Linked DNA regions of Homo sapiens: region 1 is linked to region 2. The links are chromatin contacts, found by Hi-C in ENCODE. All regions are on one chromosome and are shown on one strand. Each heading gives the region's core, a stretch centred on a gene start or an enhancer-like site at or near the end of the contact. The rest is flanking DNA. Distances are from core to core; before and after follow the strand shown. Region 1 overlaps TSC22D1 (TSC22 domain family member 1). Region 2 holds the start of PROSER1 (proline and serine rich 1).

Region 1 (4,034 bases), core at 1,535-4,034, 5.4 Mb after region 2:
TTTTCCTGATTTATTTTGAGCTGAAGGGTGGTGAGCTGCCATTTAGGGCAGATTCTAGTTCTTGAGACAGTCAGACGACAGAAGGCGGAGGGGACACATGTGGCCTGTGGGCCAAACCAGCTTAGTAGGTGTGCTCTCTTATTTGGTCTGTGCAGTGTCCAAAAGTCAGGCATTTCCAGACAGAATCCTGGATTTATGGAACTTGGAAGAAATTGGAAGATCAAGCAACACAGTGCTTGAATTCCCATATGGCAACTGGATGGAGCTACATAGCACTGTCCCTGTTAGCTGAGCACACTCCCCAACTGCCACAGTCACTACCATGTCCTACTGCTTACCCTACTCACTCAAGAAGCTTCTCCACCATATCCGACAGACACTGGGGTCCTGAACACCTGGTCTAAAGCACAGACCTCTGTTGTAATACTGCACATTTTTAAATGGCTACTGAACCTTCCAAGTAGCTGTTGCCAGAACCTGATCTCCAAGCCTAGCGACTTCAGGCCTGCCTGGCATTCCATAGCACTGGTTTACATAGAACCTTTTTCTGTAATGAAATTAATAATTTAAGATATATATATACTCCACCTGTAATCATTTCCTTCCACCAATATTATTTCTGTAGTACCGAAAATATTGGACACTGAAACATGGACAATTCCCAACGAATCCCTTCTCTAATTCACAGAAATGAAATGCAGCCTTTTGCTATTATTTCTTTGATACAGAAAAAAACGGTGTGTTTCTATCTGTATTCTAAAGGACATTATTCCCATGTGTGTTTTCACAGTAAAGTTTAAACAGTCACTACTATTACCAAATACTAAATCAAAAGCTATTAGAAAATAAAGCTGCCACACCTTTATCCCTATGAAAAATACAAAATTAAATATATAAACAAACATAAACAAGCAGATGAATGACTCAGAAATAATAGTAATGGTTAACACTCCTTGAACCCACCTCACTCTGAACTGTCTCTGTGCTGACAGCTTCCCAGCATCAGCCTCCCAAAACCCCTATGGAGATAGCATGTCCCCATTTTAAGCATGAGGAAACAGAGAACAACAAGGAACTTGCCTGAGGTCACTTAGCTAGTAACTAGCAGAGGAGCTAGGATTAAAACCAAATTAATTTTAGCCATTAAGTTAAATGAATAAACAAAAACAGTGCACGCACACACACACACACACACCCTCCCACCAAAAGTTCGAAGAATAAAATAAAGTCATTATCAGATGCAGAGGACTGTAGCATCTGTGGCAAGACAGGATCTTTGTGACCTGATCCAATCCTTATTTCACAGGTGAGAACTCAGGTCTGAAGGATTCCATTCCTGGTCCAAAGGTCAAACAGCTGATGACTGCAGGGCCAGGCCTAGCAGCCAGAAGCCTGCCTCTCAGCTCAGGGTCCTCCCACACACCAGTGCAGGAACCTATGGCACTGTCTGCTTCCAAGTTCTATCGGTGGGCACAGATCTCCACTTGCAGGCAATGTTACCTAAGAGGGAGAGGAAACTTGATTTTCTCTGCCTCCATTTCTAAAAATCGTAATGCCACAATTGCTGCCTGAATGGATTTGAAGTTGACATCTAAAAGCAGTCATGTTGTCAGCCCCTGGTAGTTTCAACTACTTATTTTACACAAAGCAAGAGCAGAGTAGTGTCTATATAGATTAATTTTCATTCCTAATTTTAGTTATAATTAACTTTTATACATTTCTTGTATAAATTTAAAGCTGTTCTGGCATTGCATATTTATTCCATAATGAAAAATAAAAGTTCTCTTTTAAAGTATGCAAAAAATGCACACAATTACTGAAATATGAACACTGTTCATTTGAAATACAAAGTAGACGTTCATTCAAATCCATGTAAAATTCCTACTTCTCCTTCATTGAACGGGGGTTTCTCCTGCTGCAACTGATGTCATGAACACTCAGTGCTGGTACAGCATGCCATTCCCCTTAAAAATCTTTCCTTCTCCACAGAACATAAGTGCAACATAATCAGTTATATAATAACCCACAGGCCAATAAGACCTACACTCAGGTCTATAAGCAAGTAGCAAAATGCCTTTTTAAATTACCTTAAATATGTTTAAATATAAGTCAATCATCTCAAGTATGTTTAGTAATTACTAAAATGAGGAACATGTATGGAAAGACATCTTTTAATAATTCATTCTTATTTCACAAATATTCAGCTGCCAAAATTTCATGAGTCTCACATTTTTAATAAAAAGACCCAAAGTTCCATTAAATAATGGAGAAAAAAACTTCTCCACCATCTTAATACACTGACATGAGATTTTTCAAATTTTCCACGATTACCACCTATGGTATTTTAAAGATCTTCATTAAAAACATAAAAAATGAAATGGCTAGGGATTTCTATTCACTATAGTTTTTTCAAGGAAATGTAATTACTACGTAAGTATTCCTTTATTAAATTTGAAGTTATATAACCAACAAGCCAATATGAAAGATTTTTCTTTACGTCCTTTTCAAATTCCCCCAAAATATCTTTATGACAACTGCTATCAGCCTATGGCAGTGAGCCATCCATCATTTCAACAGGATGCCCGTGTCACCACTTTATAACACATGCACGCTATCGAACAATTCTTTTTAGGGATCTTGGATGTCCCATTCACCTCTCAATCTCCCACCAGCTCTAGATGAGAGAAATGAATGATTCAGAAAGTTTGTCCTTGTTCTGCAAGGACTTAAGACAAGCCTTAGAACTTGGGATTGGTCCAATTCCTACTGGGCAGGGGGCCACTGCTGAGGCCCTAGGTTGATAGATTACAGAGCCGGTAAACCCACCCCATTCACTTGCTCGCTCACGTTACTCCTACTGCAGAGTGGGATCCCTCAGGCTCACTCCTCAGGTGCCAGGGGCCAATCTGCCTCAGGATTCCTTCGTGGTTTTAATTTTGGCCTGTTTTATAGTCATGCAGAATCAACTGCAAGGACATCCTTGCTCATCTGGTCCCACCTCAAATCATCTTTTGCTTAGACAAAACGAATTATCCCAGGAGCTAGAAACTCATCCTACACTAGGAGAAACATCCCAACCCAGGGTGACAGGGTTCTTAAAGTGGAAATCAGCTTCTCCAACTTCCGTCTTTTGATCCTAGATCTGCTTATTCCAATTATACACAGAATAAGGCTCCTTCTTCCTCTCAGTTCAGTAAAAAATTAAGATTTTCAAGGACTCCTAGAATTTTAAAGCCAAAGGGGAATGTAAGAGATCATCTCTTTCAAACCCCTACATCCGTCCAGGAGTGAAGCAACCTGTCCAAGTCACACAGTAGTTAGAATTGAGCTGGACTCCTCCACTGTCTCTTCTCTTACCTGCTGAACAACTCAATGTGTCAATTTCCTTTTACTTCATGCAGTCAAATCACGCCCCTACTTTTCCAATCATTCCACTGCCCTTCAGGATTTTACTAGTCAAATTGTTAACTTTACCTGGAAACAGTTGTGGAAATGACTGCCATTATGTTAACAGGGTCATATGAAAAACACTTGTTTATCAACATTTATATGCTTTATTGAAAGTTGACAAGTGCAACAGTTAAATACAGTGACACCTTACAATTGTGTAGAGAACATGCACAGAAACATATGCATATAACTACTATACAGGTGATATGCAGAAACCCCTACTGGGAAATCCATTTCATTAGTTAGAACTGAGCATTTTTCAAAGTATTCAACCAGCTCAATTGAAAGACTTCAGTGAACAAGGATTTACTTCAGCGTATTCAGCAGCTAGATTTCAGATTACACAAAGTGAGTAACTGTGCCAAATTCTTAAAATTTCTTTAGGTGTGGTTTTTGTCATGTAGCAGTTTTTATGTAGATCTATATATAAAAGTCCACACCTCCTCAGACAGCCAATGAAACAACTAAATTTCAATCTGTACAACCTAAATAGTAGTTACAGTCCTCTATTGTACAAAATAGTTACACTACATACACAAATATACAATAAGCAAAACAACCTTCATGGTAAGATAGCCTAGGTC
Region 2 (4,584 bases), core at 2,085-4,584:
TTAATTCCTTTTGAGCGTCCTCATTCATAGAGGGAACACCATTCACCAACCTCAAAGAATTACTATGAAGACTATAATAGTGGACATTAGATGTGACATATAACAGGTATTCAGTAAGTGATGGTTCCTTTCCTTTTCGGAATCTATCAGTGGGTGAGAGAGAAGTTGGTGGCTTTGATGCAGCACTATCTAGAGCCCACTAAATCACACATGCTCCCCTTGCAGCTATTTGCTCAGCTTAGAGATGGAAACAGCTATCTTAAGTCAGTAGCCACTAATCATTAAAAATGAACTAATCCCTTTGCTTGTACTATAAAATAATTTTAATATTCATATTTTTCACATATATCATTCTGCTAGGAGAAAGTATTATGACCAGTCAACTGAAATATCCTGGGTGCTCAGTAGTTCAATATTCACTGAAAAGGGAGAAAATGGCATTCTAAATAATGTATTCCTAGGAGTTTTATTATCAATGTAATAATCGGACACAGTCAAATACAAGTTTCTGAACAAAGTCTTGGATTGTACTGATGCCAAGTCATATCTCAATTCTTCCATCAATGCCTGAGAGGCCCAGCTGTAACCCCAGGCAGGACAGCATGGTGCTCTGCAAGCATAGTTTGAATACTGCCCCCAGCCCCCAACTTACCACCTAGGGAGTCTTGAGCTGATAGTTAACCTCACAGAGAATAGGCCACCAGCTATAAGCAAGAAGTACAGTGCCTACACCTCATGCGTTGTAAGGAGAATCAAAACAAATAATGACTGGAGAAAGTGCTTAAAAACAGGCTCACAAAGTAAGTGCTCACTAATTAATAGCTATCATTCCCTCCTTTTTGAATAATCAGTTAACCATTGCTTTTTCCCCCTTTCTACTCCCTTTCCCAGTTCTTCTGCTAGTGGCTTCTTATATGCCTCTGTTTTAAATGACAGTAGTGACAATCAGTATTATCTATCATATAAACTCACTGTGATACTCAAGAGATGACCTGGTTTAAACTGACTTACATTTACAAAGAACGATTTTTAAGAAAATCAGTAGTAATGCTCATATTTAGATATGCCAATATTTTATTCCATTTTAATAGACCATGACAATGTTGATGTGTCTAATCACTCGGCAAAGCCAGCAGAAGATATATTTTAACTGCTGACCAGAAATACAGACTTAAGTTGCCATCTCATGTGAACAACACTTTCATATCTGGAAAATTTCCTATTCCCCTCTTTAGAATTTACTGTGACGTTTTTATGACACCAGGAAGAGAATATGCACACTGAGACCCTGTATCTTCCAAAAGTAAAAATCTGCTGGTCTACTTGGACTCACCAATTATTTTCTCATGAAAAGTAATTAAAAATCAGCCCAAGAACAAATTGTGACAAATTTCTAGGCATATAATTAGCAAACCAATATTTTATTTCAAAAATTAATTGGACACTTAGGTTTGCAAAAGCAGAACTTGTTCAAAAAAGAATGTTCAGTATTATCAAATATGAAAACTTAAACACGTCAATTTGAAAAAAGAAAAAAGCTGTATAAAAACAAAGCAAAACAGCAAGACCAGAGACAATTTTAATAATAGCTTTGTAAACTGAAATAAGCACCAGAGCACATGGCAACAATTTCTTCCGTTTCAGTCAAGGGTCGTAAAGGTATGCAGCTGACGAAAGAATAATTGCCCGGAAGGCCGAAGGAAAGCACCGTGTGTTGATGTAACAATGGTACATCAAGTCCTTACATTTTAAAATAAGTAACTTCTCGGTATTTTTGTGCTTGAGATATTGTTAGGCTCAAGACTACCTTCCAGAATTGTTGCTGTCTGGTTCACTCTGGGAAATGCGATCCACACAACAGCCTCAAAAAGCAGCAAAAACTTGGAAAGCAGGAGAAAAAAGTTTTGAAGCTCAAGTTATTGACGGCCAATTCCTAAGAACGTGACTTTAAACTTAATGCCACACTTACCATCAGGACACGAATTTTGCATGGCCAACGCAACAAATATACTCTACCTTATGCTTAGATTTGAAAACCCCATCATAATAACTACCATAAAAGAAACTTTCTGCGTATTACCTCTCGTTTTCAGTCACTCTTGTGTTACTGAAAGATGAGGCAATAAACTCAAAAATATTAAACCCCTTACCCAAAAAGTACAGAGCTATTACGGATTTGTAAAGCCGGCTTTGGAACCGAGGGCTTTACAAATGTAATTCCCACGACACCGTGCTGAGTCTCAAATTTGGCGTTAACGTAACTTAATTTCTATTTGTACTGGAAACGTATCAAGATATAAACTCCTCCATTACACGTGAAAATTCAAACCAATTTGGCAATCCTAGGACCCTTATTCTGCACAATCTCCATACAGTACCTCAAAGAGAGTCTAAAACACGAGAATTCATCTCATAAAATAATTCATGGAATCGGTCTAATTACCTTTCTAATTTCATCCAGCACCATTTCAAAGGACTTTTTATCCATCTTGACTACTATCCCGACGTGGTTTTAACAGTTATACTTGCAATTAAAAGACGTTCATCCCTGGTCTGCTCCGCCGATAGTAAAAAATATTTATAGCTGAGGAGGAAAAAGACTCCACGAGCAAGAGAGGATGCGAAGAGGTAGAGAGTATTGCAAACTTCGCAAAAAAAATTTCTAAAAATTGAGATTCAGAAAAACTCTTTTTATTAAAAAGAAAAAACACTCCAGTCAGGCTTCCCCAGCTTATTCACACAATGGTTCAGGGCACCTCGGGCAAGAGCCAGGTCCTCTGAGTTTTGCAGAAAAACCCGGGCTCGGCGGCAGGTTTGAGTGCGGTTTCCCTGCAGCTGAGGGCCAGGTGCCGCCAGAGGTAGCTCTTGAAGGCGCTTTCCCAGGTGGAGCGGCCGGCAGAGTAGAAACACCTGCGCTCAGAGTCCACGGGCGGCGGGGAGGGAGGCGCCGGTCTCTCGACCCGCACCTGCGCCTCGGCCGCCGGCCGCGACCCTCACCGCCGCGAACCCGGACGCATGGTCCGGCTCGCGCTCATCCCCAGCCGCTCCGCCCGACTCCTGGATACCTCGGCCCCGGCAGCAGGCGGCCCGGCAGGCTCTTTGTTACCAGCTGCTGCAGCTTCCGGGAGCGGGCCGGCGGCTGGGGAGCACCAGGAGCCGGGCGAAGAGGGGCACGGCCTCGCATAGGGGGACTCCGGAAAAACGCAGCCCCAACAGCGCCAGACGCCCTGCCTGGTTACCCCTACAGCCCCCACCAGCTCATGGGGACCTACAATAAAGCCAGTCGCGCCCAAGTAAACTCAACACTGCGCCGCCAGCTTGGGCCCCTCTTTCCTGAAAGCCAGAGGTGGGGTCCTGGTGTGGGAATATAGGCATCCATAGCGGATGCCTGGATGGTAGGAATAGGATGTGGCAAAAATCCTTCCCGAAGCCTAGCGGTCATTATTTTGAATGTCATCCCCACCATACCTCGTGTCTGAGTGTGCGATGTTTTGATTTTGCCCTCTGGATTAAAAAGAATAAATGGCGAGCGATTAAGGCATATCTACGGGCGCCCATACTTTGGTGGCCACTGAAAGTCAGCGGCGCGGACTGCCCTGAGGGCGGGAAAGGGTGGTCACTGGGTCAGCCCGAAGCACCTGACATGAGGGCGGGGACCCCGAAATGCACACGAAGTCCGGAACTGGTCTTCTGTGATTTTCATTCGCCCTGGTCTCTGTTCCCTTTCGTACTCAAAGCTCGTGCATCCAGGGAGGGGAAACCGGAGATAGGGTCTTCGGGCCCCGGGCAGACCCTCTGTGCCGCTGCAAACCGTTGCAGCCTGAGGCTGTCAGGTCCTCCCCCAGACACCTGCGGACCCTCCCTCTCCTGGCTTCCCGTCTGGTCATGGCGAGATTCTGGGTCTGCGTAGCCGGTGCTGGCTTCTTTCTTGCATTTTTGGTTTTGCATTCGCGTTTTTGTGGCTCTCCAGTGAGTTGGGTAGTGAGGAAATGACTGTCGGGTGTGCGGGTAGCCCTGTTGGGAGGCGTCGCCACGGTCGTGGCATGGAGGTGGCAGGCCCTGGTTCCCTCAGTAGCTTGTCTCAAAGCCTGCACCTGGGTCCAAACTGCCTTGACCCTTTGAGTTTAAAAATTTGTGTATGTTACATCGCCATTTTCCTCTTTCCCAACTCTTACTACATCCTCAAATAATTTGCAGACTTGTATTGTGGTCGTGTTGGTCTTTAGGCATCTAAGCTCATTTCTTTGGAATTATTTCAGTCCAGCAAACTTCTAGTTGTCAAGGCATGCTTAAAAATAAGCCCTGTTACCCGGCCCCCCCGCCCTTTTTTTGTTCTTACCTAGACGGTAAACTAAATCTGAATTGTCTGATTTTGTTTAAGGTTTTGAGGAACTTTACTTTTGCAGTTTCCTGGAGAACTGAGAAAATTCTTTACCGGCTGGATGTGGGTTGGCCTAAGCACCCAGAATATTTTACCGGAACAACATTTTGTGTTGCAGTTGACTCCCTCAATGGATTGGTTTACATAGGTCAAGTAAGTAAATAGAGATTTAAAAAAATTATGAACACAAAGGAAGTAACAGC

Evidence for each region. A loop is a pair of places that touch in the nucleus more often than their neighbours do. Pooled maps may share reads with other maps.
Region 1: a loop to region 2 is called in a map of CD4-positive, alpha-beta memory T cell, with 10 times the contacts of the local background. The contact joins the enhancer-like site here to the promoter of PROSER1 in region 2. A Hi-C loop is called at or near these places in 2 of 168 maps with a recorded cell type or tissue (CD4-positive, alpha-beta memory T cell and CD8-positive, alpha-beta T cell) and 3 of 50 pooled maps.

The regions. Positions count from the first base shown.
Region 1 is chr13:44,429,988-44,434,021 of GRCh38, forward strand. TSC22D1 (TSC22 domain family member 1) reads right to left here. Exons shown (of 3, transcript NM_183422.4): 3 at 2,156-4,034. Among named protein-coding and RNA genes, the nearest start is that of TUSC8, 26 kb to the left of the region's middle. Within about 2 kb of position 2,785, at least 5 of the 41 ENCODE cell types and tissues checked have a DNase peak (open chromatin) inside an H3K27ac peak, as active enhancers do.
Region 2 is chr13:39,034,755-39,039,338 of GRCh38, forward strand. PROSER1 (proline and serine rich 1) reads right to left here and starts at 3,335. Exons shown (of 13, transcript NM_025138.5): 1 at 2,444-3,335. The coding sequence starts at 2,488. It overlaps NHLRC3 (NHL repeat containing 3), which reads left to right and starts at 3,702. Exons shown (of 7, transcript NM_001012754.4): 1 at 3,702-3,969; 2 at 4,382-4,534. The coding sequence starts at 3,886. RefSeq lists an enhancer at 1,564-1,673 and a silencer at 2,816-3,045.